Linked DNA regions of Homo sapiens: region 1 is linked to region 2. A link is a loop called in an ENCODE intact Hi-C map of the cell type or tissue named here. Cell type or tissue: transverse colon. All regions are shown on one strand.

What was found. Peaks named below come from ENCODE experiments on the same cell type or tissue, not always from the same donor. Only the 100,000 strongest peaks of a DNase experiment are listed, where the experiment ranks them.
Region 1: a loop joins it to region 2, with 11 times the contacts of the local background. A loop is called at or near these places in 1 of 110 quality-filtered maps.

The regions. Positions count from the first base shown.
Region 1 is chr9:132,370,643-132,374,642 of GRCh38, forward strand. No RefSeq gene overlaps it. Among named protein-coding and RNA genes, the nearest start is that of SETX, 18 kb to the left of the region's middle. RefSeq lists an enhancer at 2,100-2,394. In transverse colon, no CTCF peak of the experiment used is centred here; a DNase peak (open chromatin) is centred at 2,238; H3K27ac peaks cover 896 bases.
Region 2 is chr9:131,155,236-131,159,235 of GRCh38, forward strand. The region is part of intron 17 of NUP214 (nucleoporin 214); the gene reads left to right. Among named protein-coding and RNA genes, the nearest start is that of NUP214, 32 kb to the left of the region's middle. In transverse colon, no CTCF peak of the experiment used is centred here; no DNase peak of the experiment used is centred here.

The DNA of each region.
Region 1 (4,000 bases), 1.2 Mb after region 2:
CAGGGAAAACCCATCCTCATTATAGTCGTTATAATAAAATTTACATGTGGTTTTGCCTCTCTGAGTGGGCTTTTCTTAATGAATTATGGGTAAAAACATGCGCAGTTTAACTTCAGGGATATAACCATAAACTGCCAATCAAATGATATCATCCTGTCACTCAAACACAGCCCAAGCCTCAACTCCTCCAACAAACCCCATAAAAGCACCTTGATTTTTGTAAAGAGGGGCTGATTTTACTTCCCAGAAATGAGCCTGCTCTCCCTCAGAGTGTTTTACTGTGTTGCAATAAATCTTGCTGTAAGCTTGCATTTCAGTGTTAGTTTGCCTTTTTTTTTTTTTTTTGAGATGGAGTCTCGCTCTGTCGCTCGGGCTAGAGTGCAGTGGCGCAATCTGCCTCAGCCTCCCGAGTAGCTGGGACTACAGGCGCCCGCCACCATGCCCGGCTAATTTTTTTGTATTTTTAGTAGAGATGGGGTTTCACCGTGTTTGCCAGGATGGTCTCGATCTCCTGACCTCGTGATCCATCTGCCTTGGCCTCCCAAAGTGCTGGGATTACAGGTGTGAGCCCAGCCTAGTTTGCAATTCTTTGCTCACTATCACAAGAACTGAGATTGCTGGTCCAGAGCTCCAGCTCTGTTGATCTTGGTTAAAGAATCCATTCCAACACAGGATGCCCGGTAACAATACCACTGGCAGAGATGAGGAAGCCCGGGGGACAAGTGACAGATTTTGAGATGGGTGTCAGCAATTAGAAAGTTATTTGTGCTGGGCGCGGTGGCTCACGCCTGTAACCCCAGCACTTTGGGAGGCCGAGGCAGGCGGATCACCTGAGGTCGGGAGTTCGAGACCAGCCTGACCAACATGCAGAAACCCCGTCTCTACTAAAAATACAGAATTAGGCAGGTGTGGTGGCACATGCCTGTAATCCCAGCTACTTGAGAGGCTGAGGCAGGAGAATTGCTTGAACCCGGGAGGAGGAAGTTGCGGTGAGCCAAGATCACATCATTGCGCTCTAGCCCAGGCAACAAGAGCAAAACTCCATCTAAAAAGAAAGAAAGAAAGAAAGAAAGTTATTTGTAATATAATAGATTTCAGGTGTAATACCTGAGTGGAGATAGTGAGTAGGCAGATGAATTTTTTTATCCTGGAGTTCGGGGGAGAATCTGACCTGTAACTATACACTTGGGAGGAGGGATCAGCATATACACATTATTTCAAGGCATGGAGAGAATGTGAAGAAGCCCAAAATTGAGCTCTGAGGAACACTAACTTTTCAATGTTGAGTGCAGCGGGAGGAGTGTAGCAGAAACTAATTGAGTCCATATATATATACATATATACACACATATTTTAAATTAAGATGAGTTACACTAGAGCCTGTTTGTATGGTGTTAATGGTCCAGAACAGAAGGCTGACAATTTAGGAGAAGGATCAACAAAATATCAAAATCTCAGAAAATGCAGGTGGTAGCCAGGCACTCACACCTTGTAATCTCAACACTGGGAGGCAGAGGTGGGAGGATCACTTGAGCCCGGGAGTTCAAGACCAGCCTGGGCAACATACGGAGACCATGTCGCTACACAAAAATAAAAAATAAAAATTAGCTGGTGTGGTAGCACATGCCTGCTGTTGTCCCAGCTACATGGGAGGCTGAGGTGGGAGGATTGCTTGAGGCCGGGAGGTCAAAGTTGCAATCAGTCGTGATGGTGCACTCCAGCCTGGGCAACACAGTGAGACCCTGTCTCTTTAAAAAAAAAAGGAAAAAAAAAGCAGGGGGATGGGCTGCAGGAGCTTAGGTGTAGGGATCGGCGTAAGTGTGGCTGGAGGTAGGTTTGTCTGCTTGGTGGAGGGAGGAGGGAGCTTATGTCTTATGGCTTCACTTTCCTAAGTGGATTATACATGAGGCAGAAAGGGAGTGTGAGAGGGCTGACTGTGCACGTGAGCTGATGTGGGGAAAAGCAAAGCAAGCCTACTAGAGATTCAGAGTAGCATCCTTTGGTAACATTGTGTCCGTTTGAGCTTTATCATCATTAAAGTGAAATCTGCCAGCTCAGTTGTAATTTTCTTCTGGGAATATTCAGCTCTTCAGGTGCAGGTAACAGGCAAAGGGAAGGGCTCACCCAGATCTGGTGTCTTAAACAGGGAAGTGCCTCAGGGGGAGAGAATGCCAGGATGGAGGGTGTTCAGGAAGGTGATTGTGGCAAGGGACCATGTGACAGCCTGGGTAAGCTGGGAGTGACCTGATAGCACCGAGGGAGGCTGAGAATGCCTGCTCATGTATTTCAGGAAATAAACAGGAAATGGTGTTCAGGAAGTGCTGGACTGTGTAGCCTCCAAGAAAGCAGGCCCCAAGGCTGTACTGTCAATGCTTGTTTTTTGTTTTTTTTTTTTTGAGACGGAGTCTCTGCCGCCCAGGCTGGAGTGCAGTGGCGGTATCTCGGCTCACTGCAACCTCTGCCTCCTGGGTTCAAGTGATTCTCCTGCCTCAGCCTCCCGAGTAGCTGGGATTACAGGCACGCACCACCAGGCCCAGCTAATTTTTGTATTTTTAGTAGAGATGGGGTTTCACCATGTTGGTCAGGCTCGTCTCGAACTCTTGACCTCCCGATCCTCCCGCCTCGGCCTCCCAAAGTGCTGGGATTACAGGCGTAAGCCACTGTGCCTGGCCTGTCAATGCTTGTCTTTTTAGCTCCTAACAGTACCTGGCTCACTGCACGTGTTCACCAATGTTTGTTGAGCTGCACTTGTCAAAGTGAAGGTGGTGCTATGAAGTCAGTGGATGTCTTGGTCTGGCTAAGATGCTAATTTCTGACCTACTTGGTATCTGCCATGCTGGGCCACTTTGTTGGGTAATGAAGTCCATCAGTGAAGACAAACAGCTGAAACACATGACTAGGGACAAGGACAAAATGACCAAGAACTGAGCCAAGAACTCGAATAATGCATAGTCAAGGCTGTTTAAAAACAATTTTATGGGCCAGGTGCTGTGGCTCACGCCTGTAATCCCAGCTACTCTCAGGAGGCTGAGGCAGGAGAATTGCTTGAACCCGGGAGGCGGAGGTTGTAGTGAGCCGAGATCACACCACTGCACTCCCGCCTGGGTGACAGAGACTCTGTCTCCAAAAAACAAACAAAAACAAAACCAATTGTACATGTTCCACAGCCTTAGTTCTTGTGAGGTGGGTATTGTCTTTCTCTTTTTACCTTTGTTCGCTTTCTGAGTCACTTTCTTTAGTAAAAGGTGAGATTTATAGGATCTGAAACCAGAACATTGACTCACTTTTTTTTTGAGACAGTCTCACTCTGTCGCCAGGCTGGAGTGCAGTGGCGTGATCTCGGCTCACTGGAACCTCCGCCTCCCAGGTTCAAGTTATTTTCCCACCTCAGCCTCCTGGGCAGCTGAGACTACAGGCGCAGACCACCACACCCGGCTAATTTTTGGTAGAGATGGGTTTTCACTATGTTGGCCAGGCTGGTCTCGAACTCCTGGCCTTGAGTGATCCACCCACCTCAGCCTCCCAAAGTGCTGGGATTACAGGCATAAGCCACCATTGCCCAGCCTCTGTTAATTTTTTTTTTTTTTTTTTGACACAGGGTCTCTGTCACCCAGGCTGGAGTGCAGTGGTGTGATCTCAGCTCACTGCAACCTCTGCCTCCCAGGTTCAAGCGATTCTCTTACCTCAGCCTCTCAAGTAGCTGGAATTACAGACACACGCCACCATGCCCAGCTAATTTTTTTTTGTTTGTTTTTTTTTTTTGGTAGGGATGGAGTTTCATCATGTTGGCCAGGCTGGTCTCAAACTCCTGACCTCAAGTCATCCGCCTGCCTTGGCCTCACAAAGTGCTAGGATTACAGGTGTGAGCCACTATGCCCGGCCTCTTCAGGCTTTGATGTATCTTACCAAATTGCCCTCCAAAAGGAACATAAAATTTATATTAAGTTCTTCTCCATTTGAAATATCTCGGGTGGTTTTGCTTTCCTGATTGATGGAATAG
Region 2 (4,000 bases):
ATAATTAGTGATGTTAAGCATTTTTTTGGATGTTTGTCAACCATTTGTATATCTTTTAAGAATTGTCTGTTCATGTCCTTAGCCCACTTTTTGATGGGATTGTTTGTTTTGTTCTTGCTGATATGTTTGAGTTCCTTATAGATTCTGGATATTAGTCCATTGTCGAATGCATAGTTTGTGAAAATTTTCTCCCACTCTGTGAGTTGTCTGTTTACTCTGCTGATTATTTCTTTTGCTGTGCAGAAGCTTAATTAAGTCCCATCTATTTACCTTTTTGTTGCATTCGCTTTTGGATTCTTGGTCATGAACTCCTTGCCTAAGTCAATGTCTGTAAGAGTTTTTCTGATGTTATCTTCTAGAATTTTTATGGTTTCAAGTCTTAGATTTAAGTCTTCGATCCATCTTGAGTTGATTTTTGTATAAGGTGAGAGATGAGGATCCAGTTTCATTCTTTTACATGTGGCTTGCCAATTATCCCAGCACTATTTGTTGAATAGGGTGTCCTTCCCCCACTTTATGTTTTTTGTTTGCTTTGTTGAAGATCAGTTGGCTCTAATAATTTGGCTTTATTTCTGGGTTCTCTATTCTTTTCCATTGGTCTGTCTGCCTATTTTTGTACCTGTACCATGGTGTTTTGGTGACTATAGGCTTGTAGTATAGTTTGAAGTCAGATAACGTGATACCTCCAGATTTGTTCTTTTTGCTTATTCTTGCTTTGACTATGTGGGCTCTTTTTAGTTTTATATGAATTTTAGGATTGTTTTTTCTAGTTCTGTGAAGAATGATGATGGTATTTTGATGAGAATTGCATTGAATTTGTAAATTGTTTTTGACAGCATGGTCATTTTCACAATATTGATTCTACCCATCCATGAGCATGGGATGTATTTCTGTCTTTTTTTTTTTTTTTTTTTTGAGACGGAGTCTTGCTCTGTCACCCAGGCTGGAGTACAGTGGCACGATCTCGGCTCACTGCAAGCTCCACCTCCCGGGTTCACGCCATCCTCCTGCCTCAGCCTCCTGAGTAGCTGGAACTACAGGCGCCTGCCACCACGCCCGGCTAATTTTTTGTATTTTCAGTAGAGACGGGGTTTCACTGTGTTAGCCAGGATGGTCTCGATCTCCTGACCTCATGATCCACCCGCCTAGGCCTCCCAAAGTGCTGGGATTACAAGCATGAGCCACTGCGCCCGGCTGAGCATGGGATGTATTTCTATTTGTTTGTGTCGTTTCCATTTGTGTCGTCTATGATTTCTTTCAGCAGTGTTTTGTAGTTTTCCTTGTAGAGGTCTTTTGCCTCCTTGGTTAGGTATATTCCTAAGTTTTTTTTTTTTTGTTCTTTTTTTTTTTGCAGCTATTATAAAAGGGGTTGTTGTTTATTTGATTCTCAGCTTGGTCGCTGTTGGTGTATAGCAGTGCTACTGATTTGTGTACATTGATTTTGTATCCTGAAAGTTTACTGAATTCGTTTATCAGATCTAGGACCTTTTTGGATGAGTCTTTAGGGTTTTTTAGGTACATGATCATAACATCGGCAAACAGCGACAGTTTGACTTTCTCTTTATCAGTTTGGACGCGCTTTATTTTTTCTCTTGTCTGTGCCAGCTACACAAATAATTTTGAAAATACATTTAAACATAATAAGATCTCTCTACAGATGTAAACTGCTTTTCCTAGTGTATAGCACATTATCTCCATTTGTAGACATACTTAATTGAATGCCTCAGTTTTATTTTATTTTTTTTTAGGAGACAGAGTTTTGCTATGTAGCCCAGGAGTGCAAAGGCTATTCACAGGCATGATTATGGTGCACAAAAGCCTCGAATTCCTGGGCCCAGGTGATCCTCCTAACTCATCCTCCTGAGTAGCTGGGTCTACAAGTGTACGCTACCACGTTTAGCTCTGTTTTTTTTTTTGTTTTGTTTTGTTTTTTAATTTTGGACACGGTCTTTCTCTGTTGCTTGGGCCAGAGTGTGTGGTGCGGTGGCACGATCCTAGCTCACTGCAGCCTCGAACTCGGGCTCAAGTGATCCTTCTGCTTCAGCCTCCTAAGTAGCTAGGACTACAGGCACACGCCACCATGTCTGGCTAATTTTTAAAATTTTTGTAGAGATGGGGCCTTGCTGTGTTGCCCAAGCAGGTCTCGAACACCTGGGCCCTAGCACTCCTACTGACTTGGCCTCCCAAAGTGTGAGATTACAGGTGTGAGCCACTGTGTCTGGCGTTTTTTTTTTTTTTTTTTTTTTTGAGAGAGAGTCTCACTCTGTTGCCCAGGCTGGAGTGCAGTGGTGCGATCTCAGCTCACTGCAACCTCAGCCTCCTGGGTTCATGTAGTTCTCCTGCCTCAGCCACCTGAGTAGCTGGAATTACAGGCGTGCACCACCACTCCCAGCTAATTTTTGTTTTTTGTTTTTTGTGTTTTGTTTTGGAGACAGGGTCTCACTCTTTCACCCAGGTTGGAGTGCAGTGGCATGATCTCAGCTCACTGCGACTTCCACCTCCCAGGTTCAAGAGATTCTCCTGCCTCAGCCTCTGGAGTAGCTGGGATTACAGGCGCGCGCCACCACACCCGGGTAATTCTTGTATTTTTAGTAGAGATGGGGTTTCACCGTGTTGACCAGGCTGGTTTCAAACTCCTGGCCTCAAGTGATCCACCTGCTTTGGCCTCCCAAAGTACTGGGATTACAGGCATGAGCCACTGCACCCAGCTCTAATTTTTGTATTTTTAGTAGAGATGGGGTTTCACCATGTTGGCCAGGCTGGTCTCGAGCTCCTGACCTCGAGTAATACACCCGTCCTGGCCTCCCAAAGTGCTGGGATTACATGCATGAGCCACCATGCCCGGCCTGATTTTTTGTTTAGAGACAGTGTCTTGCTCTGTTGCCCAGGCCGGAGTGCAGTGGCGTGATCTCAGCTCACTGCAGCCTCCGCCTCCTGTGTTCAAGTGATTCTTGTGCCTCAGCCTCCCAAGTACCTGGGATTATAGGCATGCATCACCCTGCCCAGCTAATTTTTGTATTTTTAGTCAAGGCGGGATTTCACCATGTTAGCCAGGCTGGTCTGGAAGTCCTGGCCTCAGGTGATCTGCCCACCTTGGCTTCCCAAAGTGCTGAGATTACAGGTGTGAGCCACAGCGCCCAGCCACCTGGCCTGTTTTTAATTTTTGAGAATCAAGTTGCATAGCCATGAAGGTTAACAGTCGCCCAAAATTTAAATAAAATTATTGCAGGCCTATAATAAGTTAAATAGCTAAAATTTTAAATAATGACAGATTCAGTTTTTAGTGCTGATAGTGTTCTTTGATTTTGCAAACAAATGAGTATTTCTCAAATGGGAAGATGACTTATATGTTCTATGCTGTGAATAGATAGGTTTAGAATTACTTTCAGCACCGTTTTGTCTCCATTACAGTTAATTTTATGGGTGGGAGAGCAAAATCTAAATGGATGCACTGTCTGAGTACCAGAATGGAATGGAAAATTCCCAGACCATGGAACTGAGAAATGAGAATTAAGCAAGAACATTTGTTCCCTGGGGGCCTAGGCAGCCATACCCATTCTGTTTCCCTTTTCATTGTACCACCTCTCTGCCACCTCTGCCTCCTGGGTTCAAGTGATTCCCCTGCCTCAGCCTCCTGAGTAGCTGGGATTACAGGCACCTGCCACCCTGCCTGGCTAATTTTTGTGTTTTTAGTAGAGACGGGGTTTTACCATGTTGGCCAGGCTGATCTTGAGCTCCTGACCTCAAGTGATCTGCTTGCCTCAGCCTCCCAAAGTGAGGAGCCACCACTCCTGGCCAATTTTGTTTTTCATTTTAATTATAAAGTTTTTTTATGTAACTTTTTTATTTGTATACATTATTAGAGACAGAGTCTTGCTGTGTTGCCCAGGCTGATCTTTAACTCCTGGCTTCAAGCAGTCCTCCTGCCTTGGCCTCCCAGGGTGTTGGGATTATAGGCCTGAGCCACTACACCCGGCCTCATTTTAATTATATAGTTTTA